Regions from separate parts of the Homo sapiens genome. Here regions 1, 3, 4, 5, 6 and 7 are each linked to region 2. Evidence: chromatin loops called from intact Hi-C (ENCODE). Cell type or tissue: A673. All regions are shown on one strand. Region 1 overlaps LOC105371308 (a long non-coding RNA gene). Region 2 overlaps CDH11 (cadherin 11). Region 3 has its middle 640 kb from the start of CDH11. Region 4 overlaps CDH11 (cadherin 11). Region 5 has its middle 360 kb from the start of LINC02165. Region 6 overlaps CDH11 (cadherin 11). Region 7 overlaps LOC105371308 (a long non-coding RNA gene).

Region 1 (4,000 bases), 1.8 Mb after region 2:
ATCTTAATTGCACATTATAATCATCTGAAAACAAACACGAATAACTTAGAAGCACTAGAGATACACAATATTAAATCTGCATATTTAAGACAGCTTAACATGATATGTTTTTAAACCATCATGTGATTTAAATATGTAACAGGTTTTATACCCACTGTAATTTTAAATTTGTGTGTTAACATTATTATTTAGAGAAGATTTTGTTTTCCTTATTTTTCTATTTTAGTGTTTATGAGTAATGTATCGATTACCCTTTAATTGGCCTTTAGTATTCTCATAGATTCTCAGTGAAGAACAGGAGGCAATCTATAATATACATATACATAAAAATATACATATATTTTAAGATCCAACAGTCTCCTCTGTTGTTAAAATGTATGATCTTATGTGATGTGCTTATCCAAATTCAACATGTATTCTTTTCTCCTTTCCTCTTGGGCTTCAAACACTTAATCCTATTTCATTTTGTGGAAGAAACAAAGTTCCATATATATTTAAAGACTGCCTATATTGTCCCGTAGTCCTGAACAGCCACACCATCTCCCCCATCCCCACCATGATCCCTCCACCCACCCCACCTCTGAATGTTCAGAGTCATTCTCCAAGTCTCAACCTAAATATTACCTTTTTGAAGAGTCACCACACATCCTAGTTTTTGATACCATGAAATTTTAAAGCAAGTTTAATATGAGTAACAGCAATGTCCCTCTATCACAAGCACCTCACAAAGAAAAGTGGTTTTATAGATACTTTTTTAAAAAAGGAGGAAAAGAGACAGACAGACAGAATGAGGAAGAGAGAGAGAGAGAGAAGGAAAGAAGAAAAGAAGGAAGGAAGAGAAAAAATAAAAGACAGGAAAGAAAAGAAAAAAAGAAAGAAAAGGAAAACAACCAAGGGTATCAGTGAAATAAGCTATTCTCCTTCAAAACAGAACATTTAAAATGTCTCCTTAATACACATTAAAAACATACTCTAATCTCCCAAAAGTCATCCATCCTGAGAACAGAATGTTTTGGGGAGACAATATTATATCTACATAAATACCCAGATTCTCACTCATTTTAAAAATGAAGAAATAGAATCTTTTTATACCAACAATGAACTTAGAAGTACATTTGAATGGTAATTAAACATTTTTAAAAATTTCTTCAATCTTTTATTATTCTTGGTCACCTCACCGTAACTATTGCTTCTCTTCCCATCCACCCATCCATTCCATAAAAAAATTTTACACTGTACCACATGCCACTCCGTTTATCAGATATTTTGATAACTTTAGCTAACAGTAGCACAATCTGTTAGCAAATTTGGGGAAAATAAGAACAGAGAGCAGAAATGTTTGGATTCCCTTTAGGTGGTTAAATGAAGGTGGTAGCATGCTTGGCTAAAACATGGACAAAGACAAGCCATTTATGAAATGTTCGATATATTGCATGGCTCAAATAAATAGAGTTCTGATCTCCATGCTGATTCCTAGGCTGGCCAACATACCACTACTGGCACATTACTGTAGATGAATGAAAAATGTTTATTGGTTGACAGCAGAGAAATGTCTTTAGCGGATAAAATTGTGAACTAAAATGGGATTATCCTTACCAGTAAATGTAAAACAAAACAGACACCACTTTCAAGTATTTGTATGTGGGAAAGGAGAGTGATGGTGATTGCCCTGTAAGGACCTGCCTTTGCTAAGGGATGCACAGCTATTAAATGTAGGGCTGCAATTGTGTGAAATGTTTTCACTTGGAGAAAGGGCAGGTTTGTGGTGTACAAAAAAGAAGCTCTATTTCTTGTTTCTTATAAAGAAATTGTACCACTAATGCTCTTTGCTCTTTCCCCTTGCCGTCTGCCTCTGAAATCTCCTTATCCTTTTCTGATAGACAGACACAAATTGAATTACCAAACAAAAAAAAAAGTATTTTTTTTTAAACCTAGACACCAAGAACCTGCTATCATCAAACACTGTCTTGCTATTGCCATCTAGTGGCCAGGATACTAACATGCAGTTCTTCTGGCCAAATCAAAGACACAAGGTGTCTTCCAAGGAGTTAAGAGTTAGAAAATGAGAAACTACAGAGATTCAAAGAAACTGATGTCTTCAAGGAGTTAAGAGTTAGAAAATGAGAAACTGCAGAGATTCAAAGAAACTATGTAGGTCTCTGTTGTCCTCCTTCTACTGAGTGGCATCACTTGATCTGGAATATACATATATATATATATGTTTTATATATATAAATATGTTATATATATGTTTTATATATATGTTGGTATAAAAATATATATATAAAACATGTTTTAATCTAGAAAAATCTTATATATATGTGTGCATATATGTATATGTATATATGTATATATGTATATATATGATTTTTATAGATTGAAACAGTATTTAATTGTAGACTTACAAAATAGCACATAGTAGGGTCCCCTGCCTAATAAACTCATGATATGCACTATAATATAATATACAGTGATACAGTGTCATAAATTATTTAAAAAATTCTAGGAGGCCATATGCCCAAATATTGCTCATGATAGTAGTAATAAGACTATCTGAGCCTCTTATTTTTTCATACATATAACTGCCTCACCACCTCTCACTTTAGCCTCGTCTTTACTTTTCCCTCTTTTCATCCTACCCCTGCATCCACCTATGTATTTATAAATTTGTCAATTCAAGTTTAACGACCAGTATCTTGCCTAGGGAAAAAAAAAATCCTGATTGTCTTTTGACAACTGAAAAATATGCATTATTTTTCCTAAAATTCTAAATCCTCCATATAACCTTAACCATGATCCCAAGACTGTCATGCCCTTACACATAGAAGGCTATAGAGTGAGCCTTCTCAACAGTGCCACTATTGGCATATCAAGAGAGGTAAGCCTCCACAGTGGTGACAGTGGTGATGATGGTGGGGCTAGCCTTTGCACTACAAGTGCTGGGGATGGTTGGCAGCATCCCTAGCATCAAACCACTAGATGCCAATAACATGCTCGCTCTCACACCAGTGAGACAACCACATCATGTCACCAGGTGTTACCACATGCCTTTGGGAAGAGAGAGTGGGGAGATCACTCATCTCTGTTTGAGAACCATTGCTGTTAAGAACCAAACTTCTGGCTATGTTCATAATACATCCCGTTCTGTCTCTTATTTTCCAAACTCTCCGTGACTTTTTGCTCACGTCTGTCTCTCATATTAATTGCAGAAACACTTCAAATTTCTGAAGATCCATACATGCCCATAGCTCTTTAATAATATTTAATCTTTGATTTTATGTTCTTGGAATAATTTAATCTCCCTTATTAGACAGTCGCTATCATGTGACCCAAAACAAAGCATCCCCACCCCCTTTTTTTTTCTATAAAGCTGCGTTTCCCAAATATATTCCATGGAGCACTGGCACTAGCTGTTTGATATTTGTAAATGTGGTGCTTGTGCATGTGTGCACACGTGTGTGCATGTATTCGTGTGTGTGTAAAGAGTTTTATGGTGGCTCATGCCTGTAATTCCAGCACTTTGGGAGGCCAAGGCAGGTGGATCACCTGAGGTCAGGGGTTCGAGACCAGCCTGACAAATATGGTGAAACCCCCTCTCTACTAAAAATACAAACATTAGCTGGGCGTGGTGGCAGCCACCTATAATCCCAGCTACTGGGGAGGCTGAGGCAGAAGAATCACTTGAACCTGGGAGTCAGAGATTGAGGTGAGGTGAACTGATATCAAGCCATTGCATTCCAGCCTAGGCGACAGAGTAAGACTCTATCTCAAAAAAAACAAAAAAGAGATTTTTAGTCAAAGTTGAAAAAGTAGCAAACAATATCCCCAACATGGATTTTCACAATTTACATTAATTAGTGTAACAAAGACTATAGAAGTTCCTTTAATTAATATCACTGTTTAGCAGTTTTTCTCCTCAAATATATTTAACTATTTTTTTTTTTTTGAGACAGAATCTCACTCTGTTGCCCAGGCTGGAGTGTAGTGGCACGATCTCGGC
Region 2 (4,000 bases):
TTTTAATTATTTAATACCATCCCTGCCTGACGACGGGTTATCCCTAAGGGATGGGAGTGGGGGGTTGTTCTTGAAACCCGGCTGTATGAGGGTATAGATTTCACTAAAGTCTTCCCCCTTCGTCTCCCCCTAAAGAAATCGTGCTACGATCGCTCTGAAATCTTTTCTTATTTTCTTCTTCTAATCATGGCTATCGGTTTAATATGAGGCAGTAAGTTTTCGTTTTAATCACAGGGAGGCTACCATAATTAATCTGGCTAGAGGACGGATCAATTTCCTCATCACTTGGGCTTGCAGCAGACGTCGATGGTTTTGCGGGGTGTCTGGATTTCCTGGGGATGGGGATGCAGATGTGTTCTCAGGAGCGAGGATCCTGTAGCATCGCATGAGCACATTTGCCAGGCTGGGCTCTGAGCGCTAGAGCCTAATATGTTGGCAGAGAAGAGAAGGGACTGACCTTCTTTTCGTTAATCCTGGAATTGTTTTTCCTACAAATACGTAGGTGCAGACACCAGAACAGAAATATTAACTGCCCAACCCTAGCTGCAGGGAGCCTGGTCTTCTTCCAATAGGACAAAGGAAAAAAAGTTACAAAACAAAGGGACAGAGTTGTGGCCAATACGAGAAGCACTCTGAGGCTCCAGCTACTGAAGTTCCTTAAATGTAATCTCTGATTCCAAGTTTTAGAGTTGGCCAGTGGGCTCTGGAATTCGAACCTCTGTGAAAAACTGAAATCCAGCCTAGTACAAAAGGAATGTGAGTGCTTTTCAGTAGAGACCAGGGAAAGGCATCTGAAAGGCCAGGAAACTTTGCTTGAGTAAGGATTATCTTTACATCTTACTTTTGAAACATTGTAAATTAAGACATTAAAATGTCTTGCAGGCATGCACTATTATTAATAAAAATTATTACTATCATTTTAGTTGTTACTTCAGAGTCTGCATAAACTGGGCATTTTATGACATTGTTTGAAAGAATAAACCACCCTCCTCACCCCTGGGAAAGGGGGAATGAAGGCAGGCCTTGGAAGGATTGAGACTGGATAATCTGGCGAGCCCCAGACATGTAGATTTATTCAAATGGCTGCTTATTGCTGCCTAGGAAAATAAGCTTTTAAAATAGTTCTAACTGAAGCAGTGGACCATCTTGATAGCACTTCAGAACTTTCATTACGTTCAGCATTCTTATCAGAACACCAGACAGTAAAATTACTAGAAACCTAAATTCTATTTTCAATTAAGATGCAATCTTTTGTTAATTTGAAAATTTAAAAAAAATAGTTATGGCGCAATTTTTTTTATGTCTTAGAACTCATGTTCCCTCTGTAGAGTGGTGGCTGTGGATGTGCATGTTTGATTGTTTATTTGTGGGAGGAGGGGGCAGGGGACAGACTTGGAGAGCCACGCCATGATTTGGGGGAATACGGATCAATTTCATGCTCTTTTAATGCACTTGTCTTCATAATTCATGGTTTTTCTTCTCCTTTGAATAGAATTACATGGCTGCTTTGTAAAGATTCTGGTTTGGGGACCCTCATATGGGAAACGCCATGACATTGACCTCGTGGTCTGATTTACAATGCCAGTACTGCGCTCCCAGGAGCATAGCATGTCCTGGAACCTTGCCTGTGAATGCCTGTGACTTATGAAGTGGTAACTTATGAAGTTGGTAAACTTTGATCTCTTATATTCAAATCTGTTTTCAGAACCATCTAAACAAGATCTTCAAATCTGATTTTAGTCTTCCTTCATTCTCAATACATGTATGTAGGTAGATGTTGGAGAAACATAACAATTTCATTGGAATTTACTTTCAATATTGATGTTTTCACTTTGATGACAGGCATACTTACTCATTCAATAATAATAAAACAGTGGAATATATAGAGTTTGAAAGTAGGTATCAAACTTTTTTTCTTGAATTGTCAAATTTGAAGAATGACTATGAACTTTCAAGTTTTTTTTTCCTAGAAAATTTGAGCACTGTATAAATTCACTAGCCAATGATTTAAGGGATTGAAATGTGTTTGGGATGATTTTCTCCCTTATGGAATTGGCTGCTGTTTCATAAAAAGTTACCTAATTTGTCAAGAATCCCTATTCTGCACTTACCAAGAATTGTGAGTTTTCAGCCTTTTTAATTTAAAGTTATTGCCTCTGAAATATATAAAAGTAGTTGGTCTATATAAATTTGTGATTTAATTGATTAGGGGGAAAAACATCAACAGGTCTGCTAAAGAAAAAGAAAAATAAAGTTGGAGAAAATTGGACACATCCTGGTGCACTGGTAGGAGTTAAAAATGAGCTGTTCCATCAGGATTCCTGTGATAGCCATCCGCAGCCTCCCCTATGAGCAGGAAGGACTAAAGAAAACACTCGAGGAGCATAATTAGACATCTTTCTGCTATAATTTTACCCTGACATTGAGAGCCTTGTACAACTCTGGAAATGGACTCCTTCGCGGAAGATTGCACTTCTGGCCACTAGAGGGCAATGGCACCCTTCTCCAACTGTCTGCATGGAGCCCATCTGCTTTTGAGGGCATCATGAAAAGCGGTTTTGTTACTTACAAGCCTTGTCTGGCCCTCTCAGGAGAGACCGAATTCAATCTAGCTGTGGTTCAAGCTACTGCTCGAGCAGTTGGTCAGGATTAGCATCTCTCTAGTGGGTGGATCCTGTTACCTTCAGCATCTTCTTCCCACCTTGGAGTTTACTAGAAAGTTGGGAAATCCTGTAACTTGACATTGAGCAGCAGCCGGGGTGGGGGCTGGGCTGCAGGATAAACAAGGTCAGCTCTCACTGAGACAGTGATCTGGGAGGATTTTCTGGATTTTTTTCTGGCAAAAAGAGCATCATTTCTGACTCCAAGTGGAAGGGAATGGATAAAGAAGAAAAATATCAGTGAGACTACCGTGACACCATTGCCCGTTCTTTCATGAGGTTTTGAAGATGTCTGCAAGACACTTCTAATTTGCAAAAAGGAATAGCAGTTTGATCTTCGGTAAACACTTTGGGGCATGGAATTTTAATATAGCAGTAAATGTTTTACTGTTTCTTTTAAACCATTCTTGATATTGTTGTGAAAAACCTAACTTTAGCAGAGAGTAAAATTTAATTCAAGATTGTTCCTCGTGCACTGGAGTATAATCATTTGATTTTTTTTCTTCTCAGCGATATGGAAATTATGGCTTATGATTAAATTGCATATTCCAGGCTACACAAATTTATATTTGCTCCTGTTTGATAGTGTCATGAAAGTTCAGGAGGAGAATGCAAAAAGAAACTAATGCTATATTATAATTAAGAGGAAAACTCCATTAAAGAAATAAGTACTGTTTTAAGTGGCTACTTATTTGTGTTTTTTGTCTTAAGTGAGTACAGTTGCCTCCCTGGTGATTCAGCAATGAAGTTCTTTGCAGCTCTGAGCTGTGTTGGAATGCGTAGACAGTTGATGAAGAAGGAATCAATGCAAATGGATTATGGGAGGGAGTATTAAGTAACTCAGTGGAAAGTAAGACAAAGTGTTTTGTAAACTGACGTTCACTTACCATTGGACAGTTTATTTAACTTTAAAAGGGGCAATTTTAAATTCTAAGCTCTTGTGAATAATGCACATTGTTTGAACTGGAGGCAAAATTTCATTGTTATTTGGTTTAATTAGTCATGAGACGGTTGCAGAGTTCAGGGATTCTTATTGAGACAAAGCATTTCTCTCACAGTCTGTATGGTCGAGGTTTCTGCTCAATCAGAAAATCTGGTACATCGGGATATTAAGTGAGAGGAATGTGAGAGAGAAGAGAGGGAAAGGAGGAAGAAACTCAAAAGTATGAGAGAGACTAATGATGCTATTTCTTATGGAGGCCAATTTCTGATCTTCGTACCTCTCTCTCTCTCTCTCTATCCTTATTAAGCCAATTGAAGAGCTGAATCTAGGAAGTTGATATAAACAGCTTTAAACAGCTTTAAAGACTGCAGTAGACAGTAGCCAAGGTCTTATTCTG
Region 3 (4,000 bases), 640 kb after region 2:
AAATGAAAATAACCATGACTCAATTTAGGTCAGATTTGTTTATATCCTGTTTATATGCTTCCTACAAAAAGAACATGACTATAGTCTATTTTTCATTCCTAAAAGAAATCTTAAATCTTGCAAATGTTCAAATGTTAAGATCTATTAAAAAATTGTTATGTCTGACAAAATCTTATAGTTAAATGTAAGTTGCATTTGGTGTTATTTAATTATCATTCAGGTGACCAGGAAATTCTACGGAGATGAGAGGAATATATAAAATGAAAATTAGAGACAGCTTTTAATATTGATTCCAAGTTAAATCTTAGTAAAGGATAATTTGGCTTTTTTGATACTAGAAGCAACAGTTTAGTTCAATCTCTATCCAAATAGAAATTTAATAGTGCTTATTTCATGCTCATATGGTCAGATTTTTGGTCTAATTTGTTTGTAATGAGTTAGAGTAACTGATATGCTAATCAATGTTAGTTAATTAAAAGTGGAGTTTCCATTTAGTTACAAAACACATTAGGGTGCTGAGCATATTGCATGCTAGATGACCTGATTCACACATTTGAACTTCTAAAATGAGAAGGAGTGGTAGAAAATCTTTTTGATGTGTTGCCAGAAGTGCCACTCAGATCCTTCTGGAAACAGATTTAGCCTGAGGATGAGAAGACTTGAATTCTAATCCTTGCTCCACTGCCTTTTTACCCTGAAGCTTGAGTATCATCTCTTAAATTCTCAAAAACTCATATTTCCAAGACCAAAAAATGGAATAGGATTAGATAATGTCTATGCACACTTTCTTGTGATTCCTTGTTCAAAATTCAAAAGTAAATGAGGGTGTTAACTCTCTGCTCAGCCATTTTCTAGCTCTGTAATTTTAGGCAAAATCCTCAATCTTTTTGATCTTTGTAATTGAGATGAAATGAGGAAAAGCATGGTACTCACACTGCATTCATGCTCAAATAAAGTTTACTGTGGTGATTAAAAAAAAGATAGAGTGTATGGACTTTACAAATACTATAAAATTATATCAAACTTCTAAAAATATAAGTAGATTTTAAAAAAAGAAAAAATCTATAAGTATAGGCACTGAAACATACTCTAGTGAAGCTTTCAGCAAACCCTTATTTACAGAGTTCCATTAGTAGGTGTTAATTAAACATGTATTTCATGTTTGACTAAGTTTTGGGAAAAGATCAGTTAAAACTATCAACAGAAATTAGAGACTCTTAGAGCTTTCAGAATATTAGCATGTACAGTGAATCTTCAAGACTATCCCCAGATATTTATTTTTGCTTCTTTGTTTTTTAACCTTATTGCAGGTAGGGAATGGAGGTTTGGAAATTGTACAGAACTAGTGTTCTATGGAATAAGCTTTAGGAAGCAATGAAGTGAAGAAAATAACTGAAGATTTGTATCATAGACACCTGGGTGGAATCTCACTCCTACCACTTAACTATGTCACTTAAATTAACCTTGTGTGACTGGGAGTGGTGAAGATAATTCCTATTTTGAAGATTATCCACCTTGGTTTGAAAGTGAGGAACAATATATGTAAAGCTATCAGCTTGGGATAAAGACTCAATAAATTGATGATGATGATAGGATTGATTCCAGGCACCCTAGCAAAGCATCACCTTCCTCCTGTGGAACCACAAAACCGAGGAATCTGTGCATCTTCTCCTGTTCACTATTTGAAATCCATTTGTTGTAAAACATCAAAGAGTGATTCCCATATGTGGAACATTGTGGAAGAAATCTGTTGTTGATTGCTTCCTCCTTGAAACAGAATTACGAGAAAACAGGATGGAAAGCTAAGGGGAGCTTGATGCCCCAGAAGAAGGAATCTGAAATAAGATTGAGGGGGTGGGCAGGATACACTTCCTGAGGTTAATGCTATTAGAAGTTAACTAATTTTTTCTGGAGGATGGATATCATTTGCAGTAAAGCATCTACCAACTGTTATAAAATATCAGGATATCTCGACCTGTCATTGAAACAAACCAATAAGAACAGGCCATTTCCTGCAGGGGGCATGATTAAAACCAGAGCCATTTTCACAGATAATCCATTTATAAATCATGGTAATAAAATGGCCATCATGACAGCAGCTCAGTGACATTTTTTTCACAAGCTCAGCCGTATCCAGGCAACCAACACATCTTAACTCAAATAAAAAGAAAGGCAGCCTGGGGTTCCAGGAGTCAAGGAGAAGATCCCACTGCCTGGTTCTCTTTTCCCATGAGGGAAGGTGATGGGCTAATGGCTATAGGAAATTTATATGACCCTAATTACTGCAGTTTGCTTTATGTGCATGTCTGAATCAACAGACATCAGGAATTTAGATGTTTCTCAACTCTTTTCTCATTCTAGGAACTGATAAGTGGGGAATTCTGAGGTCCATCTTTGATCCATATCTTATTTTGAGAGGTTCAACTGATCGGCAGGAACTGGAGAGAAGAATAATACATGGCAGAAATCCAGATACTCTCTATTCAGCTCTTTACGTGTGTAATTGAAAATCAACATTGTTTCTCATATTATTGAAAAAAAGTTTTAATATGCACCATTATAGCAACTATCATGAGTCATAATCTTAGAAAAGTGTGTCTCTTGTAGCCCAAATGAGAGACAAGAGTTCTCTTTGCACTCCTTTGGGACTTTTCCATGCAATTTATACATGCAAACTTTTGATGACTGAAACTACCTTGACTCAAAAGGGACTTAAATACTTAAAAATACATTTTACCAAAGACTATTCCCCTTTTTATGTAAAGCACTATAGCAAAGATAAATTTGTATAACTAACATTAATTAATTAATTAAATGACCTACTTTCATAGTAAAACCAAATATTATGGAATAAATTGCTAAACAGGAATTTGAAAATATTTATGTCTATGTATGTGTACATATGCATGTATGTTAAATTATATTCACCTAAACCATCTATCACTGGGACTAATAATCCTTACCCAGCAACATGAGATGATGGCAAAAGTACAAAGGGCAGACTACTATGTTCATGGAAACTTTTTGCTGGGATGTTAATGTTAGGAAAGCAGGAGCCTAGGAAAGCCAGAGTGCCACCATTTTAAAATCAACTCCATCTTAAAACTGGCAAGGCACAGTCTTTGCTAGTCATGACCCATAGTCCTAAGATGTTTTTACCTAAGGAGTCAGCTTGGTAATGCCTGTAAGGACAAACTCCTATAAAAACAGAAAGCCTAGATCTCTCAATAACCATAACAATATGTGCTTTCAAGATAATTACAGTTATACTTTAATATACTTACACACTAACACGTCACAGATAGTTTTATTTAAATCAATAGAATAATACATTTTGTCATGCTGTCAGCCCACCCACATGTAGGCACAGCTTAGTTTATTCTTTACATAGGTAAGACTCCTGTGTAAGAAAAACTTCAAGCAAAGATAGTGAATTCCTCCACTTGCTTTCTGAGGACACTCTACTCAGTAATGGAATAGCTTTCAAGAAACTGTCTCTTCTTACTGTGAAGCATTCCTCTTCTTGTGTTCTGAGTATGCCCTGCTCTGTAATAGGGTAGCTTTCTACGAACCTTCTCTTCTCTCTTTGACTCACCTTGAATTCCTGTCTGCAAGAACACACTCCTGAGGTCTGCATCAAGACCCCTTTTCTGATTACATTAATATTAGCATTATTGTTATGGCAGATGCTGTCAGGGCTCTGCCTATGTTCCTATGATTCCTTTTACACTGTTTTCATGGTCAGTTCCATGTATACCTTTACTCTCAACAGCTAGCACGTGTGCTTCTTAGCAGGCAGTCTTCCCTCAGGCTATCAGTAGCTAACTTGCCTTAATACATGGAGACCTTCAAATTTCTGGGGCAGCCCTCAAACAATGAGTGATGGATATAGCCAGTTATCTTGCCATCTGTTTGGAATAATTCCAATATTTTCAGGGAGCTAGTTTACCTGCAAACCTGTGTAGAATCCATGCTGTCTCCAGAGATCACGTGTGGGGCT
Region 4 (4,000 bases), 150 kb after region 2:
GAGGATGGTTTTATTAAAACTACAAAACCTCTGGATAGAGAGGAAACAGCCTGGCTCAACATCACTGTCTTTGCAGCAGAAATCCGTAAGTATTCTCCTCATGGTTTTGATTCTACTTTACCAAGTATTATCGCTTCAGACTCTATATTCTGGAAAGTAAAATAGCTGAGATAGACTAACTTTTTTGGTCTTAAACAGATTTTTCAGTCTTTAAAATGTGTTTTCGGTTATCTTTCTAGGAGTACATATAGGCAAAGGGAAATGTTCTTGTTTTCTCTGACAGAACTGGGTATAGACTTGGCAAGAGAGCCAGTAGCCCTCAGGAGTTTGAAACTCATAACCATCACTGAAAGATTTCCCACTCCATCCAGTCACTAGTCTTCACTGAACCCAGAAAAGCAAAGTCCTTAGGCCCAAGGTTTGTGGGTTCTTGTTTATCTATAGACAACAACTCAAACTTGATCATGCATCAGGTTGATCAGTCATCAAGCTTGATTTCTGGACCCTGCCCCAGAGACTCTGATTCAGTAGGTCTGGGATAGGGCCTGAGAATTTTTGCTTCCAACAAGTTCCCAGATGGTTTTAATGCTTCTCTCTAGACTCCCACATTTAAGAACCACTTTGATAGACATCTCTCTGGGGATCAGGCTCCATGATAGGCCTTTAGAATTAAAGCTCAGCATCAAAGTCAGCAGATGTGGAAAAGTGTTTTAGTTCTTACTGGTCTTAATATTGACATTTATTCTAGGATATGCCTCTCCCACTAACAGCACCCTTCAGCTCTTAAATCGATTCTGTGACAAGAACATCTTTCCCTGCACTGCCCAGATAGGTGGCTGGAGCTTACTCTTTCCCAAGAATATGCCTGGACCAATGTGTATTTCTCCTTGACCTTTCTTGACTGTCTGCATTCTGTCTTCCCAGACAATCGGCATCAGGAAGCCAAAGTCCCAGTGGCCATTAGGGTCCTTGATGTCAACGATAATGCTCCCAAGTTTGCTGCCCCTTATGAAGGTTTCATCTGTGAGAGTGATCAGACCAAGCCACTTTCCAACCAGGTAATCCTGCTTTCCCTATTCTTGGCTAGGAACAATGCACTTGGAAATAGAGTGTGTTTTTTAAACCATCACTTGGAGATACCAACCACTGCCCAAAAAGGTTTCAGAGCCATAGTTTTGTTCTGAAGTTATGTTCTCTAATTAAAATCAGGCTTTCTAGCCAGCCAGAAATTTTTGAATAAATGATGTGCCAATGTCAGCATGATTTATTTATGGGCCACCTTTCTCTTTCAGCCAATTGTTACAATTAGTGCAGATGACAAGGATGACACGGCCAATGGACCAAGATTTATCTTCAGCCTACCCCCTGAAATCATTCACAATCCAAATTTCACAGTCAGAGACAACCGAGGTTTGTACTAAGGTTCCTACGCATTCAGAGAAGTAGAACTGGAAAACAAATGGCGTTTACATTGCATAGCACAAGTATTTTCACTAATCTTTATAATGTCTTCCTGTTGAAGAAGAAACCGGAAATAATAATGCCACCTCTGTTCTGAAACATGGGCTCATTTGATGCATGCGAATAAGTGAGTCTAATTTTATTTACATTTTTTGGCTTTGATATTCATGAAGCAGTGGGAAAACTAAGTGGGGAAGCTTACAGGGTCAATATGCAAACAACTCCATTTATCTTTTTTTTCAAGAGGTTGATAAACCCTTGGGGGAAGGATAGCTTTATGAATATTGATATCAAGTAAAGCATTAAAAGAGATTAGTTCAACTTTGTAAGGCAATTTAATCTTTCAGCTGGCCTTCCTTTCCAAGTACAGTTTTAATGCAGTGTGGCTGGGTACAGAGCTCAATATCTAAAAGTAGTTGCAGAATTGTTGCCTGAAGGGCATGAAACAAAGCATTGTTTGTCCATTATAAAAACGGCAAAATTTAATACTATTTCTGCTTCCCCTTTCATTAGTTAAGGAGGTTCTAGACTTGCAGATTATTAGAAATAGATGTTTTTGTTTTTGTAGTCCCAGACCTGATGCAGTCCCTAGATAAAGTTGGTAGCAGAGCCAGGAAAGATGAATATATGTATATATTTTTTACTCTCATCCACACTGTTTTTCTCTGTCCATTACTTGGTAGTGAAATTGCCCATTTAAGTTTGTGAAGGTGCAGGCCTGTGAAAACAGGGAGACAAATGCCACCATTTAACATGGGAGCAAAAGGAGGAATACAGATTGCTATATTCATGCAATCCATGCTAACCAGGTACTAGGCCATAGGTTGATTGCTTTCCCTGCGACTGAGAACAGGCTTAGAGGATCTTAAACTTTCTAGTAAGTATTATCACTTTCCCCATTACTGTTATCACTATCATCAGTACCATAAATACCAGTTGCTGTGTTCCACGACCCATGCCAAGATCCTTTCCACACTCTGTCCACTTAATTTTCTTAACACCACCATAGGTAGGCATTATTGTCACCCCTATTCCACAGATGAGAAAAATGAGGCACAGAATCATTAAATAACTCGTCTCAAATCAATCAACCAAATAAAAGTTACGGCTGGGTTTAAACCCAGGCTCTCAGAGGCCAGATGCTATAGCCTTAACCACTGAATCCTTTCGTGCTGATGATTAAAGCAGACAGGCGCTCCCCATGCTGCTTGGATTTTGAGGGTCTATGATTTGATTTACCTTATTATTTCTTGAACTTATGTGAGTATTTAATTATGGGCCTTATAAATCAAGCACATGCCAAATGAGACAATGAGGCAAAATGCCCTAGGTGTTATGACAGCCTTTTCTCTCCCAATGCCTTGCTTTCTATAATGAACTTGCTCTTAAGAACTGAAGTGTGAAGGAAGTTATATGTAGAAAAACGTGTTTTTAAAGAAGCCTACGAAACAACCCCTGTTTCAATTTGTAAATGATTCCCATCATTTTAAAACAAAACGTTACTTAACACTCTTTAAGTTTGTATTTACACTAGGATTTTTCTTTTACCTTTTGTCTTTGGTGAATGTGCACTTGTAAGTCTCTGAAAGAGATAATTCTGCAAAGCACTAATGTAAATGGATAGTTCTCAACCAGAAACACACAACCCTCATGGGACACACATATGTAATACAGGAATTCATTTTGTAATGATAGTTTTCTCCAAAACAAGGAAACTCAGGCACATAGTGAACATTTAAAAATGTGTACTGAGCTGAATTGAACAGGGTGGCACAAATAGTGTTTGCATAATGCTTTCTAAGATACGTATACATCTGTATTTGAATTTATGAAAAGCCCTGTGTTCACTCTTAGAATTTTCTGCATTCTCAAATTTGTTTCCAGTTTCACCTTGAATTGACAGACTGCTATATTTTTTCAGCTTAGGCTTATATCAGTTTTCTGACAAAGAAATGCTTGTAACAATATATTGCATAATGGATTTAGTTTTAACAATAGTGAAGAGATTGATTCGGTTGCCCAGAAAACTCAGATGTTCTCATATGACTATTAGCCACCATCTTTTGTCTAGCTTCTCAAATATTTGTGGTCAATCTTCTATCTGTGTTGATGCAATTCTCAACTTACACTGGAGGTCTAACTCCTGGGGCTGTATTCCTAGCAATATTACTGTTTATCATGGGACACCTACAAACAGGACCTTTACTAAGCTTTCCCTGCTGTGATAACTTTGCCTCCATCACCTGCCCTGTACATTTTCTTTTTATATGTGCAATCATATTTAGTTGCTGTTAACCTCTGAAAACATTATACTAAGACACATTGTTCTCTAGGGAGTTATAAGTATTTTACTTTGTCACAATACTTTGCGGATACCATCTATATTTTTCAAGGAGATTATATAACCCTAGATGAGCCAATTTACTGAACAATTCATCTCCCCTGCCCTCTCCTATAAGAGACTAATACCACTGTTGAGCTACTATTTTTGCAGGAAATTGCTACTTTTTAAGAAAAATTACTTTATTAACTATGGCAA
Region 5 (4,000 bases), 1.0 Mb after region 2:
ACATTACTAAGTTCTTCATAGTGAGTTGTATATAACACCCCCCTTGAGGGCTATCGTTTGCTTTAGTAAACAACCCACAGAGTGGGAGAAAATCTTTGCAATCTATACATCCAAAAAGGACTAATATCTAGAATCTATGAGGAACTCAAACAAATTAGCTAGAAAAAAAACAATCCCGTCAAAAAGTGGGCTAAGGACACGAATAGATAATTCTCAAAAGAAGATACACAAATGGCCAACAAACACATGAAAAAATGCTCAACAACACTAATGATCAGGAAAATGCAAATCAAAACCACAATGTGATACCACCTTACTCAAGAATGGCCATAATCAAAAAAGAAAAAAATAATAGATATTGGTGTGAATGCGGTGAAAAGGGAACACTTCTACACTGCTTGTGGAAATGTAAACTAGTACAACTTCTATGGAGAAAACAGTGTGGAGATTCCTTAAAGTGCTTTAAAAAAGGCTTTTAAATACTCATCTGGGCACTGGGTTATATGTACAATTATTTTGTTCTGTAGATTTCTGTTTTTACGTTACAAGGACTGAATATGTAATATGGATTATTAGCATTTGCCAGACAGGCCTTTTATGGTGTAGCCCAGTGTTTCCCAGTCCACTTTAGTCCACAGGAGACTCAACATTGTCACGTCTCTATTTCTGATTAAAGGAGTAAGGGAAATGAAAAGAGAGTACAATAAGCTGGCCAGCAGGCTGTGTCTCTGCAAGGGGGCTAAGAAAAGGACCAATTATGGGTACACATGTTCTTGGCTGACCAAAATTTAGGCAATGAAGAATCGCTAATCTTACTTCTCATTGGGCAAATAAAAATATAGAAACTTAAATACCTTACTAAATCATATAATATATTAATAGAAGTAGAAATACTAGAATCTAGAAATTCTGGTTTACAAACAAATGGTCTTACTTCCTAACCATACTCACTAGACAATCTCATGTGAACCCTAATCAATGCCCTTTTTCTGCTATTTCTAGTAATTAAGTATGCAGACTGTTCCAAAATGAGGCATCCTCTTTATTTTCTTGGATCTCTTAAGAATGTCATGTCCAAAGCAGGGACTCCAAAGCAATACTAAGAGATTTAATTAATATAATATATTATTTAACACATATATTAAATAATAAATAGACTAAGCCTAAAAATAATTTAAGTCACCCGTCATATGCCAGACACACTCCTCAGCACATTCTCTTTTTGTTTTGTTTTTGTTTTTTCGTTTTTGAAAATTTTTTTAAATTTTACTATACTTTAAGTTTTAGGGTACATGTGCACAACGTGCAGGTTTGTTACATATGTATACATGTGCCATGTTGGTGCCTCAGCACATTCTTAACCATCACAAAGTTAGGGGTAGAAGGTCTGCTGCAACTGTTACCATGAGCTAGATACTATATAGCAGCTATGATATTCCAGCCATGATTATAAGTACACACACACATACACATATGTGAACATATTTAATCCTCACAATAACTCTATGAAGTAGGGTTGTTATTTTATTCCCACTTTACAGATGAGAAAATAAAGGCTCCAAGGTACTAGATAATGATTAGTCAGCAGACATTAGTCAAATACCTCCTCTTATTGGGCATTATGTAAGCATTGGGGATATAAGGATACCTATAAAAGGAGTAGTCCTGGAGCCTTCAATCTAATGAGGATAACAGCTTTTAAACTGATTGCAGCACGAGTAATTCATTAGCATGAAATCGCTATAATCAAGGATTATAGGGTACCATGGAGTACATAATACGAAGGCAAATTCTGTTCTGAAAGTGCAGCTTTTCTCTAAGTCATTCTAGTAGATTAGAACAGCTGTCCAAGCAAAAGTGGAGGGAAAATGTCTTAGCCTGTTTCCTATTGCTTATAACAGAATACCTGAAACTGAGTAATTTATAGGGAAAAGGAATTTATTTGTTACCATTATGGGATCTGAGAAGTCCAAGGTCAAGAGGCTGCATCAGGTAAGAGCCTTCTTGCTGGTGGAGAATCTCTGCAGAGTACTGAGGCAGCACAGGACATGACACAGCAAAGGAGCTGAGCATGCTAACATCCTAGCTTAGGTCTCTCTTCCATATCTTATAAAGCCACAGGTTCCCCTCCCATGATAACCCTTTCTTCCATTAGTCCATGAATGGATTGATCCTTTCATGAAGGCAGACCCCTCATGACCCAGTCACCTCTTAAAGGTCCTGCTTCTCAATACTGCCACCTTGGGGACAAAATTACAACATGAGATTTGGAGGGAATCCTCAAACCATAGCAGAAGAGAATTAAAAAAGCAAGGGTTGAATCTACACTGTCTGATGCAGGACATGAAATGTGGCTAGCATAAGTGCAGGTGTGTGTTAGTGTGAAATACACAACAAATTTCTAAATCTTAAGAAGAAATAAAAAGAACCTAAAATAATACCTAGTCAATACCTCACTTTTAATATGGATTACAGGTTAAAATGCTGATGTTTTCGACATAGTGTGTTAAATAAAATGTATTAGAAGTAACTTTCTGATTTGGTTTGGCTCTGTGGCCTCACGCAAATCTCTCTTGAATTGTAATCTCCACATGTCGAAGGAGGGACCTGTCGGGAGATGATGGGATCATGGGAGCAGTTTTTCCCATGCTATTCTCCTGATAATGAGGGAGTTCTCACAAGATCTGCTGATTTTATAAATGGCAGTTTCCCCTGTGCTCTCCCTCTCCCTCTCTCTCTCTCCCCTGCCACCATATAAGACTTGCCTTGCTTCCCCTTTGCATCTGTGATGATTGTACATTTTCTGAGGCCTCCCGAGCCATGCAGAACTGTGAGTCCTTTCTTTATAAATCACCCAGTCTCAGGTAGTATCTCTATAGCTGTGTGAAAATGGACCAATACAGTTTCCTATTTAATTTTTTAATGCAGCTGTAATAAAATGTATAATTACACAAGGAACTTGGATTTGTCACTCACATTATGGATCTACTTGACAGGCTGGCTTCAGGTTTCAGGTCAAAGCAAAGGTCAGTAGCTGGAAGGACTCAATGGATGGGAAGCAGGCCTGCGAGGCTGAAGTATGGTAAACGTTGGAAAGTGGCCCAAGATGAAGCTGTAGATACGGACAGGATAAGATCATCTGCTTAAGATACAGAAGTGACCAGATTTATGCCTAGTTTGGTCTGATTCCAGAGCTGTGACTTCCTAAAAACAATACGGTGCAGCCTCTTCTTAAACAGTGGTCACCATCGGCCAGGCATGGTGGCTCCTGCCTGTAATCCCAGCACTTTGGGAGGCTGAGGTGGGTGGATCACCTGAGGTCAGGAGTTTGAGAGCAGCCTGGCCAACATGGTGAAATGCCATCTCTACTTAAAATACAAAAAATTAGCCAGGGATGGTGGTGGATGCCTGTAATCCCAGCTACTCAGGAGGCTGAGGCAGGAGAATCACTTGAACCCGGGAGATGGAGGTTGCAGTGAGCCGAGATCATACAACTGCACTCCAGCCCTGGGCAACAAGAGCAAAACATCATCTTGAAAAGAAAAGAAGAGAAAAGAAGGGAAGAGAAGAGAAGGAAAGAAAGAAAGGAAGGAAGGGAAGGGAAAGGAAAGGAAAGGAGAAAGGAGAGGTCACTATCTCAGTAGCCAACTCTTTTCTCTTCATTCAGACAGCAACACTTAGTTCTTCTGGCATGTCTTCACTTACTGTCTTGTTTTGACATTAGGGTATTCATGCCTCTTCACTCAACTAACCATGAGGGTTTCCATCATCCCAGGGCCTCTTCAACACACAGACCCATGTTTCTCCAGTTTATCTCGTTTAATGTGAATCTCTAACAGTGAATGCCCCCAAAACTGTCATGGGGGCAGGTGGTGGGTGGAGGTTGTTGGAATAATTCTTTATCTCTGCAGACTGGCTGTGTTTTTGAGTCTTCTCAATATGTTTGTCTACCTGATCTTTCTTTGTAGTTCCAAATCAAAGAATCCTTGCCAGTTTCCTG
Region 6 (4,000 bases), 130 kb after region 2:
TGCTCATGGGTTGAAAGAATCAATATCATTGAAAGGATCAATATTCCATTTGTTTGTGTCATCTATGATTTCTTTCAGCAGTGTTTCGAAATTCTCCTTGTACAGATCATTTACCTCCTTGGTTAGATGTATTCCTAGGATTTTATTGTTTTGTGGCCCTTGTGAATCGCACTGTATTCTTGATTTGGTCCTCAGCTTGAGTGTTATTGATGTATAGAAATGCCGTTGACTTTTGTACCTTGATTTTGTATTCTGAAGCTTCACTGAAGTTGTTGATCAGTTCTAAGAGCCTTTTGGCAGAGTCTTTAGAGTTTTCTAGGTATAGAATCATATCATTAGTGAAGAGAAATAATTTGACTTCTTCTTTTCCTATTTCGATGTCTTTTATTTCTTGCTCTTGCCTCATTGCTCTGATTAGGACTTCCAGTACTATGTTGAATAGGACTGGTGAGAGTGGGCATCCTTGTCTTATTCCTGCTCTGAAGGAGAATGCTTCCAGCTTTTGCTCATTCAGTGTGATGCTGGATGTGGCTTTGTCATGGATTGCTCTTATTATTTTGAGAACTCAGACATTGTATTATGGCATATGACAGTACAGTCGTTGTTGTCAGACAGTACTATGAATCATGGCTGTACTCCTAATCAGCCTTACGAACCCAGGCAACCTATTATACCTTTCTAAGTTTTTATTTTGCCATCTATAAAATGAGGATAATATAAACTATGTTGAAGGTTAAATGAAATAGATGTGAAATACAAAACCATTGTAAAGGATGTAGCAGAGTTCTAGAAGGAAATTAAGCATTTAAAATTAATAATTTCCCTAGCCACACCATGATGGTATTTTCCTTTATAAATCTATCCTGCCTAGAATAGTGACTGACAAATGGGAAGAGCTCCAAAGAGATTGTTTCTATGAAATAATGAATTATAGAAGAGTAACTAGAAAAAAGTGAGATGTACACCACACAAAAATCACTGACAATCCTATAAATTAAAGGTAGTGATAGGCTGTGTAAACTGGCTCCCTTGCCTCCCACATAGAACCTTGCCCCTCTGCTGAAAATGTTACAGAAATAACTTGAGTTTTGTTGTGTGCTGGATTGGGGTTAGACTTTGGCAATTACCAACTTTGTGAAATAGATTACAAAGCTTCATATATCTCAAGTTCAATTTCTCACTAATACAGTAGATGTAAAAAATGCCCAGCAGAGGAATGCTGGCAAAATACATGGAATGTGCCCCCAGATCATGCTGGCACAGAGAAATTCGATAATTACTGGTTTTCTTCTTCCAGCTCCTCTCTCCCCACTCTGAAGCCCAACATGCCATGCCCCAGATACTTGCTATTTGTGACCAGCCAGGAACAAAGGTTGTTTTTAGGAAAAGCAGAACCCCATCTTTCTTCAATTTCCTGGTTTCCCTTCGTTCTGACCCATGAATGCTTCCCTTACCTCTCACCAGATGTTTACTGGTGATTTCTGTTATATGGCTACCAGACCAGCTACAGGTGGGAAGATGCAATTTTCATGCCAGTAGGGAACAGCATTCTGCTCAGTATTTATGGCCATAAATTAATTAAATTGTAGAATTAGCAGCAATTTTATTACATGCAAAGCAACAATAAAATGATGTATTTATTGTTCTGCTACAGATGGAAGATTGCACTCTGTCCTTTCCTGAAAGCAATTTATCGTTAATTATCATTTATTATACTCTGGGAAGATTTTAATGTAATTATTTGATATACTGAACATTTCAAGTGCATGAGTTGTAAGATATTTTTGCAATAATATTTATAATATTATTTTAATCACCAACCAATGTAGGATGTACTATAAATACAGAAAGTTCATTTTTAAACTGTGGCCATTTTTATAGAGCAGGAAGGAAGGAAGGAAGGAAGGAAGGAAGGAAGGAAGGTTGGTTGGCTGGTTATTTTGCATCTCAACTCCAGGAAAATGAGAGAATGTTGAATAATTGTGGTGCCTTCTTCAGGGTTAATTTTAGAATAAAACTTTGTAAACAAGAACATAATTTGAAAATCTGAGGAGATGTTGCTAATTAATTTATTTCACTTTTAAGGAACGTCAGTAATCCAGGTGACAGCTTCAGATGCAGATGACCCCACTTATGGAAATAGCGCCAAGTTAGTGTACAGTATCCTCGAAGGACAACCCTATTTTTCGGTGGAAGCACAGACAGGTACTGTGGAATGTCACTGTGATTTGTGACACATGGTGAATAAGAAGTCCCAGGCCTGACCAGAACTTATTTAATACTCTGTTTTCTCAAATATGAAAAAGGAATACAGAGGGCTACCCTATAGGGTTAGTGTGAGGATTAGATACTTGGCCTGTGCCTATCACACAGTTAGTACACCATGAAACATTTATTGTTGGTTTTCCCATATTTCACGATGACCCAATAACAACTATAATCTAAAAACTCAACTTTAATATCAGAAGTAAGAGAGCAATAAGGACTAAGTCTTCCACAGTGCTCTCTATATTCCTCACATAACTGTTGCCATATCTACAGAGAGAAAAAGCTTCCAAAGGTCTCCTAAAGATTTAAGTGAGCATGGCACTCATGTGCCAATATCCAGCAATCATGCAGAATTCAGTTATTAATTTATCATTGTTTTCCGTGACAGGTGATAATAGACAGTATGTGCTTATATGAGCATTGTATATATTTTAACCGATTTGGTTCACTCTTTTAAAAATTAATATTTACACTTTAATGTATTGCATGAAATATGCACCTCCTGCTTTAAACTTAATATGCACCATCAAAACATTTCCATGAATTGTATGTAGCAATAGACTTACAGAAGATTGTGCTGGAAGTCAAAAAGTATGAGTTTAGTCATGGATATTCATGCAATGACCACTCAAGTATTTCAGTCTTTAGGGTGTTTATATCTGAGAAGAATAGGGTTATTACTTGAATGTACAACAAAACATAAATACAAATGCTGTATAGTAATTTTTATGATTTGCTTGAAAAGACATAATGATGCTTCAGTATGGCTGCCTTTGGTTGTAATTACCATGTTGAAATGATTCTTGCTGAGGGCATGGGATATTTTATTCAGCATTGCTTCCTCAGTGCTCAGAACTTTCTTGTTGTCATAATGTTATAAACGAATATCTGTGATGTTGCCTGCTTACCTGTCCAGGTATCATCAGAACAGCCCTACCCAACATGGACAGGGAGGCCAAGGAGGAGTACCACGTGGTGATCCAGGCCAAGGACATGGGTGGACATATGGGCGGACTCTCAGGGACAACCAAAGTGACGATCACACTGACCGATGTCAATGACAACCCACCAAAGTTTCCGCAGAGTAAGTAGGTGGACTTGGCTTTCACTTTTCCATGGTGACACAGCCAGCTCTCTCCCTCCTCTAACCTATTCCTGCTTTACTGAGGTATCAAAAAGAAAATCTAGAAAACTAAGGGCAATTCATATCATTCTTACAAAAACAAAACACAAAAACAAGACAACAACAACAACAACAATGTCGGGGAGTAGAGGTAGTAGGAGAATGAAAAGATGTAAAAAGTTCTACAACCCTGGAAACAAAATATCGTTTTTGCTAAGTATTTTGCTTGGTAGTAGTGATGCAATCTAGTAATTAATTAACCCTTTTCTGCCTCAGTGTCCTCATTTCTAACCTGGATATAACAGTCCCTGAATCAGTTATCAATTACTGTGTAACAAATTGCTGGAAAACTTAGTGGTTTAAAACAATAAAAATAATAACAATAATTTGTTTTTATCATGTGTCTGGAATTTGGGCAAGGCTTGGAGGAGACAGCATGCCTCTGTTCTCCATAGCAACAACTGGGGATAGCTCCACTGGGGTTGGAGGATCCACTTCCAAACCAGCTTACTTGCATGGCTGGCAAGTTTGTGTTGATTGCTGCTTCCTTTCTGCGTGGGCTGGTTTTGGAAAGTGTGATCCCCAAGGGCACCAGGCAGAAATTGTCTT
Region 7 (4,000 bases), 1.7 Mb after region 2:
TTATTCGTTGTAAATTATAATGCCCTCTTATTTGAAGCAGAAAGTACCTTTTATCAAAGGTGTCAGTACAAGTCCGTGTATCCAGCTTCCTCCTTTGTATTTTCTTTCTCATCATTCATTAATGACATTCTGAGACTGTCTTCTAAATCTTTATAAGTTTCATCTTCCATGTTTTATGAGATACAGAGCCATGTTATAGACCCATCAAAGGCTTCATGATCCCACATTTATGTGAAGCTGTATTAAATGTTCTTTGCCATTTATAAATATTTAAAAAGCCATTCTTTCCCACCTTCTTTTTTATTTTAACTCTGTCACACTCCCTACTATGGCTTTTCTTTTTCTCTGGTAACAAGATTCCTTCTGATTTTTCAACACATATATGTCAAAAACTGAAGCTATGCTCACTATTTCATCTGTGCCACAGGGGACTCTCTCAAGGTTGTTGGCAATTTTAATTAATCAAATGGGTGGAGTTGGAGGCTGCTTTTTTCATTCTCAAGCTCCCGTTACTCAAGACAAGAAGATGTTGAATCAGAATTTTACAGCTTTTAAATACCATTAGAAGATAAGAATCTGAGATCATAAGAAGCCAATTCATTTTGTACTACTGTTTCATTTGTTTAAAAATGCATTCCAATTTATTCATAAAGTGTCCTGATTAAGGGTAGGAGGAGCTCTTAGGATTTTCTGTATTTCTCATTCCAGTCACAATGCTGAGCATAGCGTAGTTGTTCAAAACATGTTTATCAAACAAAGTTACTGATACAGGGTATTTGAGAAACAGGACTAAAACTCAAGGTGTCTTTGATATTTCTTGTATTACAAGAATTATAAATGTAAAAAAATGCAAATGGCAAGTAAAAGAGCTCCATGCTTTTTATTGTAGTCAGTGTATTTTTAATGAAAAGGAAAGTTACTGTATGAAAGGATGGAGCTCTATTAGCATACATTTAAACTTTTTCCAATGTTAGCACTGTATTCTGTTGTGACCTACCACTGGTTCTGATCCCAGTCAGCAAGCTGAGACGTTTTCCTTTGCCCAGCTAAGCCTCAGGAACGCACTCACTCACCAACCCCCTTTTCACCTCTCTTTCCATCCTCAATTTCTCCCTTTCTTTTTTCACATCTAAGTTCTGGACCCTGTGCTGTAATTCATCCAATGCAGCAGCTATTCTCATTCCCTTCTCAATGATTATACCAAGGACAGAAAATGCCCCTAAATTAATCCATCTAATGAGTGGGAAATGCCAAGAATGATCCATTATCACTGCAATTGGAAAATTATAATAGGATAGCTCAGCCTGAGCAACCAGTAAAGCAAATATCCAAAACATACAGGGACGGCCAGATGTGGAAAGCAATCGGGTCCGGAGCTGCCTCAGTGGGGCACTAACTGATTTATATGTCCACAGAGCTATGCCTATCCACCTGTAGAGACATTACCCCAGAGTACCTGTGTGTGCTTATTCTGGGTTTTGAAAAGCTAGATTATGTTCCCTGAGTTGACTCTTAAAAGGTCACTTTACCAAAATGCAATGCCACAGTGCCCTCAAGTGGTCTCAAATGCTTAGAATACTTATTTCCCTGGATGGTAGGATTCTTGCTAATATAAAAATCTTAAGAAATTTGTATGTTTGATTTTCAGAGAAGTTAAAAGATATGAAGAACAACAATAACAGTAGCAGTAGCAATAACAGAACATTAATAAAACCTTCTGTCACATGCTTACTCTCATTTTTTAGTTGGTTTCCTTGATGCATAATTTTATCTCACTTTTCTCCCTACCCCATTCTCTCTTTAATACTCCTGTGTTCCCTTAAGCTCACTCTGTGAAGGTAGCGAAAGAACCATTCCACCCAAGGTCTGTTTTGTCAGTGTTGTAGTCTGATGAGTAAGTAACACTACTTTCCTCCCCCACCAATTGCATGAAATAAACTCAGGAAAAACAGAAAAACAGACTCTCAGGTAAGTAAAAAACAATGTGAAGACAATCATAATAGTATCTTGGCAGCAGATGAATATGTACATTGTATATAATGTAAAGAATAATGCAAATATATTTTAATTGTTGGCTTTATTTGATTAATCAATTTAGCAATTGCATTAGTCATTTAAAAATTTTGTTTTGAATATTTTTCTAATAATCAAGCCTCACAGATTTCATTAGGAAGAATGTAGTGGCAATTTTAAGGATGACTTTTTTTTGAGAAGAGTTAGGTGTACCCATTTCTCTTTATTTTAATTTTAAAATACTATGCAATTCTAGTAAATTCTCGAAGAATCACTGATCACGGAATTATTATCAATGGTAAAAGTCTAGATGTCATGTTGAATAGTAATGAAGAGTAAAAATAAATAAAGTAAGCTAGGTTAGTAAATTGTATAGATATATATGTATATAATGTAAATTACATTTTATTTAGCTTACATAGATATATAATCTCTCTCTCACACACACATCAGCTATACACCTGCAACCCCTTTTGAGAAAGAAAAGAAAAATAAAATAAAAATAATAAAACTGCAGAATATTGTAATTGCATTCACCACAGAAGTGAAGTGGGTGCGAAGTCAAAGTTTGACCAAATAAATCAGACAGTCTACATGAAGATAAAGGATGCTTGTACTATCCCCAAATCCTAAGTCATGATGCTCTTAGCTTATATGAATGATAATGAGAAAAACTAGAATGCAAATGTTTAGGTATTACTTCTAGACCTTATTTTCTTGACTATTCTTCCACCAAAAGAAGAAAGGATTACTTTTTATTCACAAGGAGGAGGTTGAAGTAGCTCAGTAGCTCAACAAGGTTACCTTTTGAGCTGGTCTTTAAGGACACCCATATTACACAGCAGTTTAGAGCAAAGTCATCAGCATTAGATAAACTAGGAACAGAATCCAGACTCTGAAGTTTATTGCCCTGTGAGATTTTTTTTTTTTAACCTCATCTCTTCTTACATAAAAAAATACTTGGGAATACTTACATTGTAAGATTCTTGCAAGAATTCAAAGCCACAATATCTGTAATTCTATGAACCTAAAAAAAAGGCTGGCATGTGTAAGGCACAGTTCCCAATACAGTAAATACTCAACCAGTTTAATTTTAATTTTAATTCAACTTTATTTAAGATCATTTCAGACTAAAGGCAATGCATAAACAATTCATATATGTTGTTTGCCATATTAAGTACATTCCATGAAGTTCCAATCACAGGAAATAGATGAATGTTTAGTTTGGCTTGGTCTAAGTCAGAATAAAAGTGGATAGTGGAAGAAAAACTATTTTTAAATGATCTCAATTTATGGAACTTATTAATGGTTGCATGGTTTACTTGTGTTTTAGTGCTTTCATCTTAAAAACAAGAAAATGAAAAAAATAAAGTATTTAGGAAACTCCTGGGATCATTTCAGTTACTAAAATATTCAACTTATTAATTTATTTGATATATATATTTAAATATCTTAACATATATTTAGTATATAAAATATTTAAATACAAGAGATATGTCACATTACAAAGCCAGAATTAGCTCTCACAAAGTATACTATTATGCTAAATAAGCAGCTAAATAAGTGTTTGAAAATCTCATATTTCCCTCTTGATGGAAATAGTAATTGTAATTATGGTAAGGTAGTACCAAAATCTTTAAAAGTATATATTATATGTGACAGATTCTCTTAATTTTATCAATAAATAGTCAGTGACTGATGGTTACAAGGAATTTCCCTTTTTTTTAAAGAGTTGTTTGCTCACAGATTTTGTTCAATCATATTATCTAAGCATAGCAACCCTCCAGCTGTGCACCACAGCGGATCTACGTGAAGCATGTTCGCACATCACGCCAAGCACTGCGATGCTAGCCTTCCTCAGATCTCTTTAAATGCACCTTCTACTACTTCCATCTTTGCCCCTCTGGTCCAGCTGAATCTCACTCTTTATCTCTGTCTGATCTTGACAGGCCATTTAATATCTCAAGTCATTGCTCTTGCTGTCCTG

Evidence for each region. A loop is a pair of places that touch in the nucleus more often than their neighbours do. Peaks named below come from ENCODE experiments on the same cell type or tissue, not always from the same donor. Only the 100,000 strongest peaks of a DNase experiment are listed, where the experiment ranks them.
Region 1: a loop joins it to region 2, with 4 times the contacts of the local background. A loop is called at or near these places in 24 of 110 quality-filtered maps.
Region 3: a loop joins it to region 2, with 2.9 times the contacts of the local background. A loop is called at or near these places in 17 of 110 quality-filtered maps.
Region 4: it touches region 2 in a loop (3-fold over the local background); 7 of 110 quality-filtered maps call a loop at or near these places.
Region 5: a loop joins it to region 2, with 13 times the contacts of the local background. A loop is called at or near these places in 30 of 110 quality-filtered maps.
Region 6: a loop joins it to region 2, with 4 times the contacts of the local background. A loop is called at or near these places in 9 of 110 quality-filtered maps.
Region 7: a loop joins it to region 2, with 6 times the contacts of the local background. A loop is called at or near these places in 25 of 110 quality-filtered maps.

The regions. Positions count from the first base shown.
Region 1 is chr16:63,359,195-63,363,194 of GRCh38, reverse strand. All of the region lies in intron 2 of LOC105371308 (a long non-coding RNA gene), which reads left to right. Among named protein-coding and RNA genes, the nearest start is that of LINC02165, 370 kb to the left of the region's middle. In A673, a CTCF peak has its summit at 1,979 (motif pointing left); a DNase peak (open chromatin) is centred at 1,974.
Region 2 is chr16:65,116,654-65,120,653 of GRCh38, reverse strand. All of the region lies in intron 1 of CDH11 (cadherin 11), which reads left to right. Among named protein-coding and RNA genes, the nearest start is that of CDH11, 3.4 kb to the left of the region's middle. In A673, a CTCF peak has its summit at 2,480 (motif pointing right); DNase peaks (open chromatin) are centred at 513 and 2,493; H3K4me3 peaks cover 3,733 bases; H3K27ac peaks cover 1,862 bases.
Region 3 is chr16:64,479,761-64,483,760 of GRCh38, reverse strand. No RefSeq gene overlaps it. Among named protein-coding and RNA genes, the nearest start is that of CDH11, 640 kb to the left of the region's middle. In A673, no CTCF peak of the experiment used is centred here; a DNase peak (open chromatin) is centred at 2,090.
Region 4 is chr16:64,968,989-64,972,988 of GRCh38, reverse strand. It overlaps CDH11 (cadherin 11), which reads left to right. Exons shown (of 13, transcript NM_001797.4): 9 at 1-85; 10 at 925-1,058; 11 at 1,293-1,410. Among named protein-coding and RNA genes, the nearest start is that of CDH11, 150 kb to the left of the region's middle. In A673, no CTCF peak of the experiment used is centred here; a DNase peak (open chromatin) is centred at 1,568.
Region 5 is chr16:64,088,104-64,092,103 of GRCh38, reverse strand. No RefSeq gene overlaps it. Among named protein-coding and RNA genes, the nearest start is that of LINC02165, 360 kb to the right of the region's middle. In A673, a CTCF peak has its summit at 2,221 (motif pointing left); a DNase peak (open chromatin) is centred at 2,223.
Region 6 is chr16:64,991,120-64,995,119 of GRCh38, reverse strand. CDH11 (cadherin 11) reads left to right here. Exons shown (of 13, transcript NM_001797.4): 5 at 2,086-2,205; 6 at 3,185-3,352. Among named protein-coding and RNA genes, the nearest start is that of CDH11, 130 kb to the left of the region's middle. In A673, no CTCF peak of the experiment used is centred here; DNase peaks (open chromatin) are centred at 1,469, 1,899 and 3,929; H3K27ac peaks cover 3,821 bases.
Region 7 is chr16:63,458,971-63,462,970 of GRCh38, reverse strand. All of the region lies in intron 2 of LOC105371308 (a long non-coding RNA gene), which reads left to right. Among named protein-coding and RNA genes, the nearest start is that of LINC02165, 270 kb to the left of the region's middle. In A673, a CTCF peak has its summit at 1,580 (motif pointing left); a DNase peak (open chromatin) is centred at 1,540.